Linked DNA regions of Homo sapiens: region 1 is linked to region 2. Evidence: chromatin contacts called from ENCODE Hi-C or POLR2A ChIA-PET data. All regions are on one chromosome and are shown on one strand. Each heading gives the region's core, a stretch centred on a gene start or an enhancer-like site at or near the end of the contact. The rest is flanking DNA. Distances are from core to core; before and after follow the strand shown. Region 1 overlaps SLC44A1 (solute carrier family 44 member 1). Region 2 overlaps LOC105376197 (a long non-coding RNA gene).

Evidence for each region. Hi-C counts contacts between places; a loop is a spot of excess contacts on that map. ChIA-PET counts read pairs that join two places held with the same protein, here RNA polymerase II (POLR2A). Pooled maps may share reads with other maps.
Region 1: a pooled map shows a loop between it and region 2 (2.8-fold over the local background). The contact joins two enhancer-like sites. A Hi-C loop is called at or near these places in 2 of 50 pooled maps. POLR2A ChIA-PET finds 5 or more read pairs at or near these places in 4 of 52 experiments (H1, OCI-LY7, PC-3 and 1 more).

What each region holds. Positions count from the first base shown.
Region 1 is chr9:105,382,097-105,388,340 of GRCh38, reverse strand. SLC44A1 (solute carrier family 44 member 1) reads right to left here. Exons shown (of 16, transcript NM_080546.5): 14 at 4,982-5,218; 15 at 2,839-2,919. Among named protein-coding and RNA genes, the nearest start is that of FSD1L, 63 kb to the left of the region's middle. Within about 2 kb of position 2,805, at least 7 of the 41 ENCODE cell types and tissues checked have a DNase peak (open chromatin) inside an H3K27ac peak, as active enhancers do.
Region 2 is chr9:105,124,387-105,130,564 of GRCh38, reverse strand. The region is part of intron 2 of LOC105376197 (a long non-coding RNA gene); the gene reads right to left. Among named protein-coding and RNA genes, the nearest start is that of SLC44A1, 120 kb to the left of the region's middle. Within about 2 kb of position 2,665, at least 4 of the 41 ENCODE cell types and tissues checked have a DNase peak (open chromatin) inside an H3K27ac peak, as active enhancers do.

The DNA of each region.
Region 1 (6,244 bases), core at 1,556-4,055, 260 kb before region 2:
TCCTAAATTCTATCAATCCCCAAACTTTCAGTAGAAATTTCTGAAATACTTTTTTAGAAACACATGCAAAGGAATGGTGTTAGTAGGGGCCAACTCTAATCATGCATACTATGGAAGAGAAATAAAGAAGGTACTAAGGTGCTGAAAAAATAAAACTACTCTGTGAGCAGCATTTCACACTTGTCTTCTGGGAACTTTTTAACCATTTAAAACATCATTCTTAGGGACCCAATGCTACAATGTCCAAAGCACCAGAACAATGCACATAGAAGATGTATTTTGGGATGCAGCAGAGGGTTTTTGCCATTAATCTGCAAGCAATGAACTGATGAACAGCATAAAATGAAAGCAAAAATTAAATAAAGATTTTAATGCATTGTTTGAAGTAAGGGACACTATTTCAAAACTGAAAATACTAATAGGAAACAACTCTTTCTAAAATATTTGGCATCTGGTAGAATGCCACATAACCTGGGCAATTCTCCCAGGATTATTACCTATAAATTAGGAGTTTAGGTAAGGAAAGTATACTTGCATTCTGATCTACTACAATTCATCTACCATTCATTAAAGAATACTATAGAAATCTGTGCCAACTCATGGCCACATTACCTAGTCTTCAACCTCGAAATATTTCTCCCTTTCTTTAAATGCTTATTACTGAATGATGTAATGAAAGCTTCAATCACTAGAAAGACAGAAAAGGGGGAAAAGCTTGGTTTATATTTTAAGATTTCATATGTCTTGTTAAGTTTTGGGCTTAGAATCGATTTGCTGAACAATTAGGACCTCCAAGCAGTAGAAGGAAGGAAGCCTTCCTCATTTCTCCATGTTGCCATAGGGTTGGCAGAATCTCCACTGCTGCCCTCCTCAGCTTTTGTGAAATAAGAGGGATACAGAAAGGTGTGGAGGGCAGGCATGGAACCTGATGGGAAGATTACTGGTGTGCCTCCATCTGCCCAAGCAATCATGTCTAGGTGATGCAAACTTAAAATTCAGAGCTATGTGGGTACTAGAGTGATCTGTGCTCTGGGATTCTAAACATTTAAATTTGATTTTATAATTATTCATGCTATTAAGTAAGAGTAACACCAAAATAGGCACTGGAAAGGGTTACAGAGGAAAGGTTTTATATCTAAATATTTTATTGAGGCTTTAACTTAGGTTGAATATGCGATTAGTTTGAATATACATATAGCCTCCCTGCCTCCCTCCAAAAATAAACCTATTTCCTTTACTCTTAATTAAATGAGCTTATTTTATATCATATATATATATATTTTTTTTTTTTTTTTTTTTTTTGAGATGGAGTCTCGCTCTGTCGCCCAGGCTGGAATGCAATGGCGCCATCTTGGCTCACTGCAACCTCTGCCTCCCAGGTTCAAGCAATTCTCCTGCTTCAGCCTCCCAAGTAACTCGGATTATAGGCACACGCCGCCATGCCCAGCTAATTTTTTTTTTTTTTTTTTTTTGGTATTTTAGTAGAGACAGGGTTTCACCGTTTTGCCCAGGCTGGTCTCAAACTGCTGAGCTCAGGCAATCCACCTGCCTCGGCCTCCCAAAGTGCTAGGATTACAGACATGAGCCACCATGCCTAGCCTACTTAAATGAACTTATTTTATAGCATATATTTTAAAGTTGAAAACCTACAAATCAGGGGTATCCAATCTTTTGGCTTCCCCAGGCCATCCTGGAAGAAGAATTGTCTTGGGCCACATATAAAATACATTAAGGATAGCTGATGGGCTTAAAAAAAAAAAGGCAAAAAATCTCATGTTTTAATAAAGTTTACGAATTTGTGTTGAAAGCCTTCCTAAGCCATATGCGGCCCACAGGCAGCAAGTTGGACAAACTTGCTATAAATCAAATCATTTACTAAAGTGTAAAGAAGACAGAAAGGAAAGTCCTTACCTCACACTTTTGAACATTATATGCAGTCAGGGGACACATTGTTTAAAATTATTTAAGGATGCAGACAATTATATAATATTTGAAAATAAACATGCTATTTAAAAAAATACGTGTTTAAATTAGGAAGTAATTAGACCAATATATGATAGAGGCATCTGTTTCTATGCTATAGTGACAATATCCATGTGAAAAGCAGCTCAAGGTTCTCTTACACTCATTAAGCTGCTTTTTTCAAATAAAAGTGGAGTAGAGAGATATATTTGTGTACATATACATATATAATATCAACTACCAGAAATAATTTATCCATCTCACAATTAAACTGGGAGAAGACTAGATTGTCTTACTGAGTGGGAATGTGGGTATTGATGAAAACAGCCTTGTTTGCTACTGAAAAATAGCTTAAGAAACAAAGAAAGTACAACCTAGGCAACAGAAGAAAAAGTCAGCCAAGGGAAAAGGACAGCAATGTAAGCAGAACCATACTTTTAAAAGGGGGAGTATGAATTTTAGCAAGTTGAAAGGAATTGCTATGATCACCTTCCAAAATGATAAAAATCAAACCGTCAGTTCAAGTGTACACCAAAATGTTCAGTCTGATGAAAGCCAAACACTGACAGTTAAAAAGGAAACAAGAGCAACAGCAGTTTTACCTTAGGGAAAAAACCATCATCCCCTACCCGCCCCTGCCGAGCACTGACGAGGATGCTGTTCCTTTCAGCTTACTTTTATAGAAGGTGGTCTCAGTTGTGACAAGAATTCTGCCATCCAAGTGATGGGTAAGCACACAAACAGAAAGAGCAGCATGTCCTGCGTGATACAGATAACAAAAGCTTCTCCTGAAGAAGTGCAGTCAGTGAAGACAGAGAGAGAGAGGAAGTGAAAGTGAAATTCTTGGAGGGCGGCCACCTCCTCATCTCCACCTACCATCGGCTTTAGCTCTCTGGAATCAGCGACGCCTCCCTTACCAGCTTCTTTCATTGCTTTCCTACTGTTTTCCACAAACTCCTGCAAAATATGGACCATATTGAATAAATTCTTGGGTCCTTTCAGATTTGTTAGTAGATGAATTCTAAAGAACATCTACATTTTTGACTCAATCTTGGTAAATGGATGGCTTAAAAACATAGCAATAAATAATGTTTAGTATCACACATGAGAGTTGCTAAATTTGTAGAAATGGACTCTGCAATTCGCTGATTAAAAAAATCTTCTTTCCATCCATTCATTGTGACAATCTTACTAAGGCTCCAAGAGATAATGTTAGTTCTACCTGGAAGAGAAAATACCTAACATTTTTAAGAGGCTATTTTCTCATACTCAGAATATCATTTTATTTGTTGTTGTTGTTTTTTTCTATATCAAGGTTAAATGAAACAACAAGAACACGTTACTCCATAAGCCTCCACTTTTAAATAACCATAGAAGGTAAAAGAACACATTGATACTGCTAAGCACATAATGCTTTTTTTCTTAACCAAACCATAAACAAACTACTCTTTTTAAAAAAAGTGTCAATCTGACCATGACATTACTTCATGAAGCAGGAAGACAGGGTGTATCAACCAGAACCTATGGTTAGTAGTAGTCGAAATGGGAATGTGCCCAAAGGGAACATTTCTATTCTGTCAACGTTTACGGGGAACTTCTTCATTAAATATCCTCACCATTCCTACAGAGAAAACTGAAGGGTGGAAAACAGTTATTTTTTACTCTGCTTTTGATCAGTGACTTAAAAAACAGTAACACTCTTCTAAATGCTTTAGTCACAAAAGAGATACAATAATCATGATCAAATTCCATTAAGAAAATAACCAGTTAGAATTAGTTTAGACATTAAGAAAATGTCCAGAATTTAGCTGATGTTGCCAGAAAAAGAGAAAATCAGTGCCAAATAGGTCAGCTAAATCATTTGGAATTCTTGCTATTGAAAAGAAAAAAAAAATCTAGGCTGGGCATGGAGGCTCACACCTGTAATCCCAGCATTTTGGAAGGCCGAGGCAGGCAGATCACCTGAGGACAGGAGTTCAAGACCGGCCTGGCCAACATGGTAAAACCCCATCTCTACTAAAAATACAAAAATTAGCCAGGAGTGGTGGCACATGCATGTAATCCCAGCTATTTGGGAGGCTGAGGGAGAACTGCTTGAACCTGGGAGGTAGAGGTTGCAGAGCCAAGACCATGCCACTGCACTGCAGTCTGGGTGACAAAGCAAGACTCCGTCTCAAAAAGAAAAAAAAAAAAATCTAGCTTATTTATTAATACACTTATTTTAGATTTAACTGGATAAAATATGCTCCTGGAAAATGACTTGTTATTTCAATGTATAATGCTTAGTATTCAATATTACCCATTTTGAGATAGAAATATTTCACAGCTTAATAGCAAACTACTATTATTTAGAAAGCATCTTTACTTTGGTAACATTTAACACTGATTATAACAGTACTTAAACCATTTAATAAGGTTTTCAAAATTTTAAAGAAATTTAATTGAGGTTCTAATATGAAAAATCTGCATATATCTGTGTAAAGGTTCAGATCTTGACTAATAAATAACTATACACTCTACCAGTCATGGGTCTGTTATCGGTATTCATCACAAAATGCTTTCAATTTGGCCTACCATATTTAAGATAATGAGTTTTAACCAGGGTTGACAGCAGTAATGTTTGGGGCAGTGGTGGATAGAGAAAGACAGGTAGGCACTAGGACCTGGGAAACAGGATATTTTGTCTTTGAGCCCCATTTCAGGAAAAGGCTAGAAGCTAGTTTAAAAAGTCAATTCAAATCTATCTAACTACAGAGAGAGGGGCAGCAAGAATAGGGTGAACTTAGGACTATTAACCAGTACTGCTCTAGCTAGGTGGATCTGAAATGATCTTGTCCATGCCAAGAAGCCGTCCTCCCTGACTTACCCTAGATTAACCTCATTTATGAGTCAGTGCTATGGGGTTAATTCTAAATTACTCAGTTGCATATAGTGTGAATTAAATATAGAGAATGTTTTACAAAATATTTTTATTGGTATTTTTATCCCTAAAATAGGAAACGGCATTTGAAGTACTTACCATCAGCACTTTATCCATATAGAATTCTCTGCCAGGGCTCCCATCATTGTATTTTGTATCAATGGCAAAACACAAGAATAATACATCCACTACCATTTCATAAATAGACAGGAAGCAATGAGCGACTAGGAAAGCAAAGAGGCAGACGATGATCAGAGGCAGCACCCATACTGTGTAGTCCTGCTGGTAGTTGAGCAGCATAATCCCAGCTAAACCTGTGCTGCAGACTATCAGCACCTGAAGCAGAGAGAACAAAGATCATATTTAATATCCTACTGAAGAAAGCCACTCTTTTTTCACCATTTGCAGACTTAAAATTCTACTATTTATAAATGATGGTTGCATGAGGCCATTCCATCTCAAATGAGGAAATATAATCCACATATTCTCATATACACCCAGAGTTATACATGCTTATCATATAATATAAATTTTAAAATCATACTTTAAATGATTCTGGTTTAAACATAATTAAGTTTTCCAAATGCTATGCTGCACCCTAAAACTTAATCTATTTAGAATCTGTGGCAATTTTTAAGATAAATGTATGCATATTTTAGAAAAAATTTACAAACTCTTAGCACTCAGAAAAAAAGTGATATTTCAGTGTAATGGTATGTATTTTTTCTAAGCATTTTCACATATATGAAATAGTATTATATAAACAAATCACTATAAGCTTTTCATTAATATACATAGAAGTATCATTATAAATGCTTCATATTTACTCAGCTACATAATTTCATTTTATGAGTGATTTAAAATACATGTAACCATTCTCTTACTGTTAGAGATTTATATTGTTTTCAGATATAAATAATGCTGCAACAAACATGTATAGTCTTAGAACTTTTTCTGTGTTTCGTATTTTATTTCACATAGAATATGTGGTAAATATAATTTGCCATGAAGTGTATATTTGGACTCTCTGTGAAGAAAGAGGTTGCCAAAAACATCCATGCTAAAAGAATAAAAGAAATAGCCAATTTAGTTATTGTCAAGAACCACCCACTCTGATGCTTATTTCACATGCAGCATTTTAAATTTTTTGTGGTTTTTAAAATACATTTTATTCCAGCTTTTCAATAACCCTATGAATGGTTTATGGCAAATATTATCATCCCATTTTATAGCCTTGGAAACACACTTACAGATGCCACCCGACCTGAGTAGAAAAAAAAGAGTAGATCCAAGGTCAAGGTCATAAAAGTAGGAAAAAAGAACAGATCCTACTCAAATAATGGTCTTATGATGTCAACTCCA
Region 2 (6,178 bases), core at 1,416-3,915:
TCAGGTAAGTCCTGGCCCGAACATTGCTTTTTTTTTTATTTTTTTTGAGATAGAGTTTTGCTCTTGTCACCCAGGCTGGAGTGCAATCTTGGCTCACTGCAACCTCTGCCTCCCAGGTTCAAGTGATTCTCCTGCCTCAGCCTCCTGAGTAGCTGGATTACAGGTGCCTGCCACCATGCCTGGCTAATTTTTTTGTATTTTTAGTGGAGACAGGGTTTCACCGTGTTGGCCAGGCTGGTCTCAAACTCCTGACCTCAGGTGATTCACCCGCCTCGGCTTCCCAAAGTGCTGGGATTACAGGCATGAGCCACCGTGCCTGGCCAAACGTTGTTCTTTTAATGGCCAATTAGGGTGGCTGTAAAGGAGTAAGGTTTGTCTAGTTTGCTACACCAAGAGTTGGCAAACTTTTTTTGTAAAGGCCTAGATAGGAAATATTTTAAGCTTTGTAGACCACCCATGGTCTCTCTCACTCCTCTTTCTCCTCCTCCTCCTCATCTTCCTCCTCCTTCCTTTTGTTCTTCCTCACAACCCTTTAACAATGTAAAAACCATCCTTAACTTGAGGACTGTTTACTGAAAGAGGTCCTGAGCTACATTTGGCCCTTAGGCCATGATTTGTAGACTTCTGTGCTAGGCAACACATTCCATGAGGGCAGGAACAAGTCTGTCTTCTCTATGGTCTAGCTACTAACCTGCAACATGGCAGATCCTCTATTTGTACCTGTCAAACGAATGAATAAATGGATTCAAATGAGTCTCTGGCTTCCAAACTTAAGAGAAAGAATCCCCATGTAAATTCTATAGTGAACAGAAGAACCCCTGGGAAGGGATCTATTAAGTTTGGCTCTTTGCTCTGTCTGCAGTTACCCAAGGGCATAGGTGTCTTTCCATGGGGTACACCTTAGCCTAAGTACCTACCTGCAATTCTAGTGCCTTCTTTTTTCAGCCAAGAACAGAGTTCTTCCCGCAGCCTCAGTTCTATAGTAAACTATGCCAGCAGTGTGCTGGTAAGTATTTAACAACCAGCTGCCCAACAAGCAAGCGAACAATCCCTGACTTATATAGCATTTGCCAATTTCCATGGTGTAAATACTTCTGCCATGGCCAATTTCAAGCTACAGATGTGAAGACACTAAACATGAATCTGGGAGGAGATAATGCACAATCAGCTCTCTCCAGCTGTAGCTTACCACTAACCATACTCTCTTCCCTGCCCACTCCTGCAGCCCTATGGACTACACACCTCCTGGGAGAAAACTTGACAGAAACCTTAGTTTCCACTGTTGCTGCCCCAGGATTAGGCTCTTCTCTGTGTTTTGGTGGATGGGTAGCATTATCTTACTCTCTCAGACTTCCTGGATTTCAGCTTTGCCTGCTTTGATCCCCAATCCCTGACTGTTCGTTTGACCCCCTGACTCCCTGGGATTCTTGCAGAGTGCAGGAGGCCATACAGTTCCTGATCAACCCTGGCTTCCTGGCTCTCACATGTCTGACATGCTTCTGAGCACAGAGAAGAATAAACACTCCACCGCCTGCAGGGTCTTCTGTTTTTCAGGCTGGGGCTTGTGTGGTCCCTCCCTTCCAGTTCTTGCAGCACACCTCTCTTGACTGCCCCGTTCCCTTCTATCCTCAGTTCCCAGCTCAGTTTTCCTTCCCTATCCTTTATTCCTAATTAGCACCATCTGTCTGCTAACCCCGTACATGCTCTTCACCTTTATTGTTTCACACAAAAATTAATTACTGAGTACTTTTTGTGTGCCAGACTCTGTCTAGGCCCTGGGATACATCAGTGAACAAAACAGATAGGGATTCCCTGCCCTTGGGGGAACTTTATATTAAAGTGCAAAGGGCTGGGCATGGTGGTTCACATCTATAATCCCAGCACCTTGGGAGGCTGAGGCCGGCAGATCACTTGAGGTCAGGAGTTCGAGACTAGCCTGGCCAACATGGTGAAACCCCGTTCTTACTAAAAATCCAAATATTAGCTGGGCCTGGTAGTGCAGGCCTGTAATCCCAGCTACTCGGGAGGCTGAGGAACCCAGGCAGCAGAGGTTGCAGAGAGCCAAGATCACACCACTGCACTCCAGCCTGGGCGACAGAGCGAGACTCTGTCTCAAGAAAAAAAAAAAAAAGTGCAAGTAAGCACATGCTAAGCAATAGGCATAATAATAAAATAAATAATACATTATAAAAGAAGATTATACGCATGATGAAAAAGCGAGCAGGGAAAGATGGGTTAGCCATGCTGATAAGAGGCAAGTAGTTAGAAAAGCATTTTGAGAAAGTGACATTTGAGCAAAGTATTAAAAAAGGTTCCGTGTGTCCAGTAGCCTGATTCACAGCACTTAATTCAACATCAACGTCAGGTCATACAGGTATGCAGCTTGACTTCAGCCTGAGAACTTCCAAGACTTCAAGTTTCTCACAGAGACACTATTTCCGGTAAGAGAGAGGCAGGAAGTGTTGTGGTTATTGTTTGAGCTTTGTTGTAGAAAACATGAGTTGGAATCCTGGCTCTGAGGCCAATTAGGGCAGCTGTAGAGGCCTGAGGTTTACCTAATCTGCTAGATACTGGGTTTCCTGAAGGTGGTGGCTAAGTCTGTCTTGTCTACCAATATAGCCTAGTGCCTGTGCCTAGCGGAGTAGTGTCTGACACATAGGGGGAACTCTGTTAACACTTGCTAAATGAAAGAGTTCAAAGTTATGGCTTTGGTTTGTTTATTAACCCCATTGTCCGGGGAACATTGGTTAACCTTTCTGAGCCCACCATTCCTTATGTGCAAAATGAGTATGTTAATCATGATGGTACCAGTTCCCACCTCACAGAGTTGCTGTGTGGATTAAATTGTAATAATTCATAATGCATGTAGAGTACTTGGCACAGCGCCTAGAAGACAGTGAGTGCTCACTCAGTGTTAGAAATGGTCACTTGTTAGAGTCAGCGTACTGAATTAAATGTTCTCCATTTTGCCAGGTGCAGTGGCTCACGCCTGTAATCTCCAATACTTTGGGAGGCCGAGGTGGGTGGATCACGAGGTTATGAGATCGAGACCATCCTGGCCAACATGGTGAAACCCCGTCTCTACTAAAAATACAAAAATTAGCTGGGCATGGTGGCACATGCCTGTATTCCCAGCTACTTGGGAGGCTGAGGCAGGAGAATTGCATGAACTCGGGAAGCGGAGCTTGCAGTGAGCCGAGATTGCGCCACTGCATTCCAGCCTGGTGACAGAGTGAGACTCCATCTCAAAAAAAAAAAAAAGTTCTCCAACTTGAGATAATAATATGAAAAGATTCCTTGCTTCCTTAATCACTTAGTCTCATGGACTAAGCCCTCACAGTGCCTATTATAACCACTAAGGGAGTGAGAGGTGTGTGTGTGCATGTGCAGGGGAAGTAGATGCTGGATAGAGTGGGGCCTGAGAGCCTGCGGACAGAGGAGAGAGCCCAGACATCAGGACTGAGGTCTCTGGAGCACCATAGCCAGAGCAGAGGCGGTTGTCTAAACAGCCAGGATTGGGACGAGGATTTACAGTGTCCATATAACAGCATAGGGCAAAGGAATTAATAAAATATTAGCTGAGAACCGGCTGGGCGCGGTGGCTCACGCCTGTAATCCCAGCACTTTGGGAGGCCGAGGCAGGCGGATCACGAGGTCAGGAGATCGAGAGCGTCCTGGCTAACACGGTGAAACCCCGTCTCTACTAAAAATACAAAAAATTAGCGGGCGTGGTGGCGGGCGCCTGTAGTCCCAGCTACTCGGGAGGCTGAGGCAGGAGAATGGCGTGAACCCAGGAGGCGGGAGCTTGCAGTGAGCCGAGATCGTGCCAGCGCACTCCAGCCTGGGTGACAGAGCGAGACTCCGTCTCAAAAAAAAAAAAAGAAAAAAAAAACAAAACATAGCTGAGGACAAAGAGAATAGCTGTTATGAGCAGATGGGGATTGCAGGTGGGGCTTGAGGACAAGGCCTAGACCCTCAGTCCTGTGTCAGGGTCTTTCTTCATCTTAAAGTGACCATGTTTTCCCAATGATTCAAAAGCTAGTGCCTGGCATTTCTCAGCTAAGCCCTTTTTTCTCTGGCTGCTGAGCAGGATGTTTCTCTTCTCTCTTGAATGTTGAGCCAAGCTGAGCTATCTTCCTGAATTCACAGGTCTCCTTAGAAATCAGCTTTTGTCTGAGTCTGTCAGTGTAGCCTGGGCTCAGCCTGGACAGCCTTGCAGCCTGAATTCCCTGGATTTCCCAGCAGTTCTCAGCATCTACTGAACTGACTTTCTTGCCTCTTTGATTCTATCTCATCTGGTCTCCTGGGTTTGTTTTTTTACGAGGTACTCAGTCTGGAAAAAGAACCCCTACTCTCTCTGTGGGCATGGTAAGAGGTATTGCTTATGAAATCATTGGGCATATAATTGTCACTTTAGTCATTCACAATGAAAGATACACAGAAGGCAGCATCCTGACCAAAGAGGCCCAGGAGGTAGAAGGCTTCTCTTCCAACCAGACTCCTGGCTGGAAGCAAGATGTTGTATAGAAGTTAGTTGCCATCCAGAAAGTTAGCAGCATTTATTTGGGACCCGCTGCACGTCTATCCCTGTAATGAGGGAGACAGTATTTCAATGCAGAAAAGATAATGTTCCTCATCAGAATCTCTGATTATTTCATGACGACTGAGTCCTAGAAGTGGCTTTATTTTTCCAAGAAGTAAGAACACTTAAGGCTTTTTGATACATGTTGCCATATTGCCTTCCAAAACGGCTGTACCAATTCACATGCCAACTCGTTGCATTTGATTGTACCCACTTTATCATACCTTTGCCAATACTGGGTATTATTACAAGTTTTGCAATCTATATAATGGGGAGGCAAATGGTATTGCTTTGATTAAATTATCATTTTTAAATTAATGAGGAGGTTGAACATTTAAAAAAAATTGTTTGCTATGAGGATGATACTTGGTGTCCACTCCAGGGTGGGTCTGGAGGAATGTTGACTAGATTTTTTTTTTTTTTTTTTTTTTTTTTGAGATGGAGTCTCGCTCTGTAGCCCAGGCTGGAGTGCAGTGTGCGTTCTTGGCTCACTGCAACCTCTACCTCCCAGGTCTTGGTTCAATCTATTCCCTTGCCTCAACCTCTGGAGTAGCTAGGATTACAGGCATGCACCACCATGCCCAGCTAATTTTTGTATTTTTAGTAGAGACAGAGTTTCACCATGTTGGCCAGGCTGGTCTTGAACTCCTGACCTTGTGATCCACCCACCTCAGCCTCCCAAAGTGCTGGGATTACAGGTGTGAGCCACCGCGCCGGGCCTGACTAGATTTTTTTATGGCTGAGTTTTATATGTTATTTATTTTTAATTTTTTCTTTCTTTCTTTCTTTCTTTGAGATGGAGTTTCGCTCTTTCACCCAGGCTGGAGTGAAGTGGCGTGATCTCAGCTCACTGCAACCTCTGCCCCTTGGGTCCAAACGATTCTCCTGCCTCAGCCTCCCAAGAGGTGGGATTATGGGCCCCTGCCACCACGCCTGGCTAATTTTTGCATTTTTAGTAGAGATGGGGTTTCTCCATGTTGTCCAGGCTGGTCTTAAATTCTTGACCTCAGGTGATCCACCCGCCTTGGCCTCCCAAAGTGCTAGGATTACAGGCATGAGCCACCGCGCCTGTCCTATTTTTAAATTTCAACACAGTAAAATTTACTCTTTTATTGTATAATTTTGTGATTTTGACACATACATAGAGTTGTGTAACTACTTACACAACCAGAATATAAATGGTGATCTCATTCCCTGAAATTCCCTTATGTAACCTCTTTGTAGTCAAACCTTCTGTCAATCCTTAACCCCTGGCAACTACTGATCTATTCTATACCTCTATATTTTTGTGTTCTCTAGAATGTCTTTTTTTTTTTGAGATGGAGTCTCGCTCTGTCACCCAGGCTAGAGTGCAGTGGTGTGATCTCGGCTTACTGCAACCTCTGCCTCTCAGGTTCAAGCAATTCTCCTGCCTCAGCCTCCCAAGTAGCTGGGACTACAGGCATGTGCCACCATATCCAGCTAATTTTTGTATTTTTAGTAGAGACAGGATTTCACCATGTTGGGCAGGCTGGTCTCACACTCCTGATCTTAAGTGATCCACCTGTGTCAGCCTCCCAAAGTGCTGGGATTACAGGCGTGAGCCACCGTGTCTGG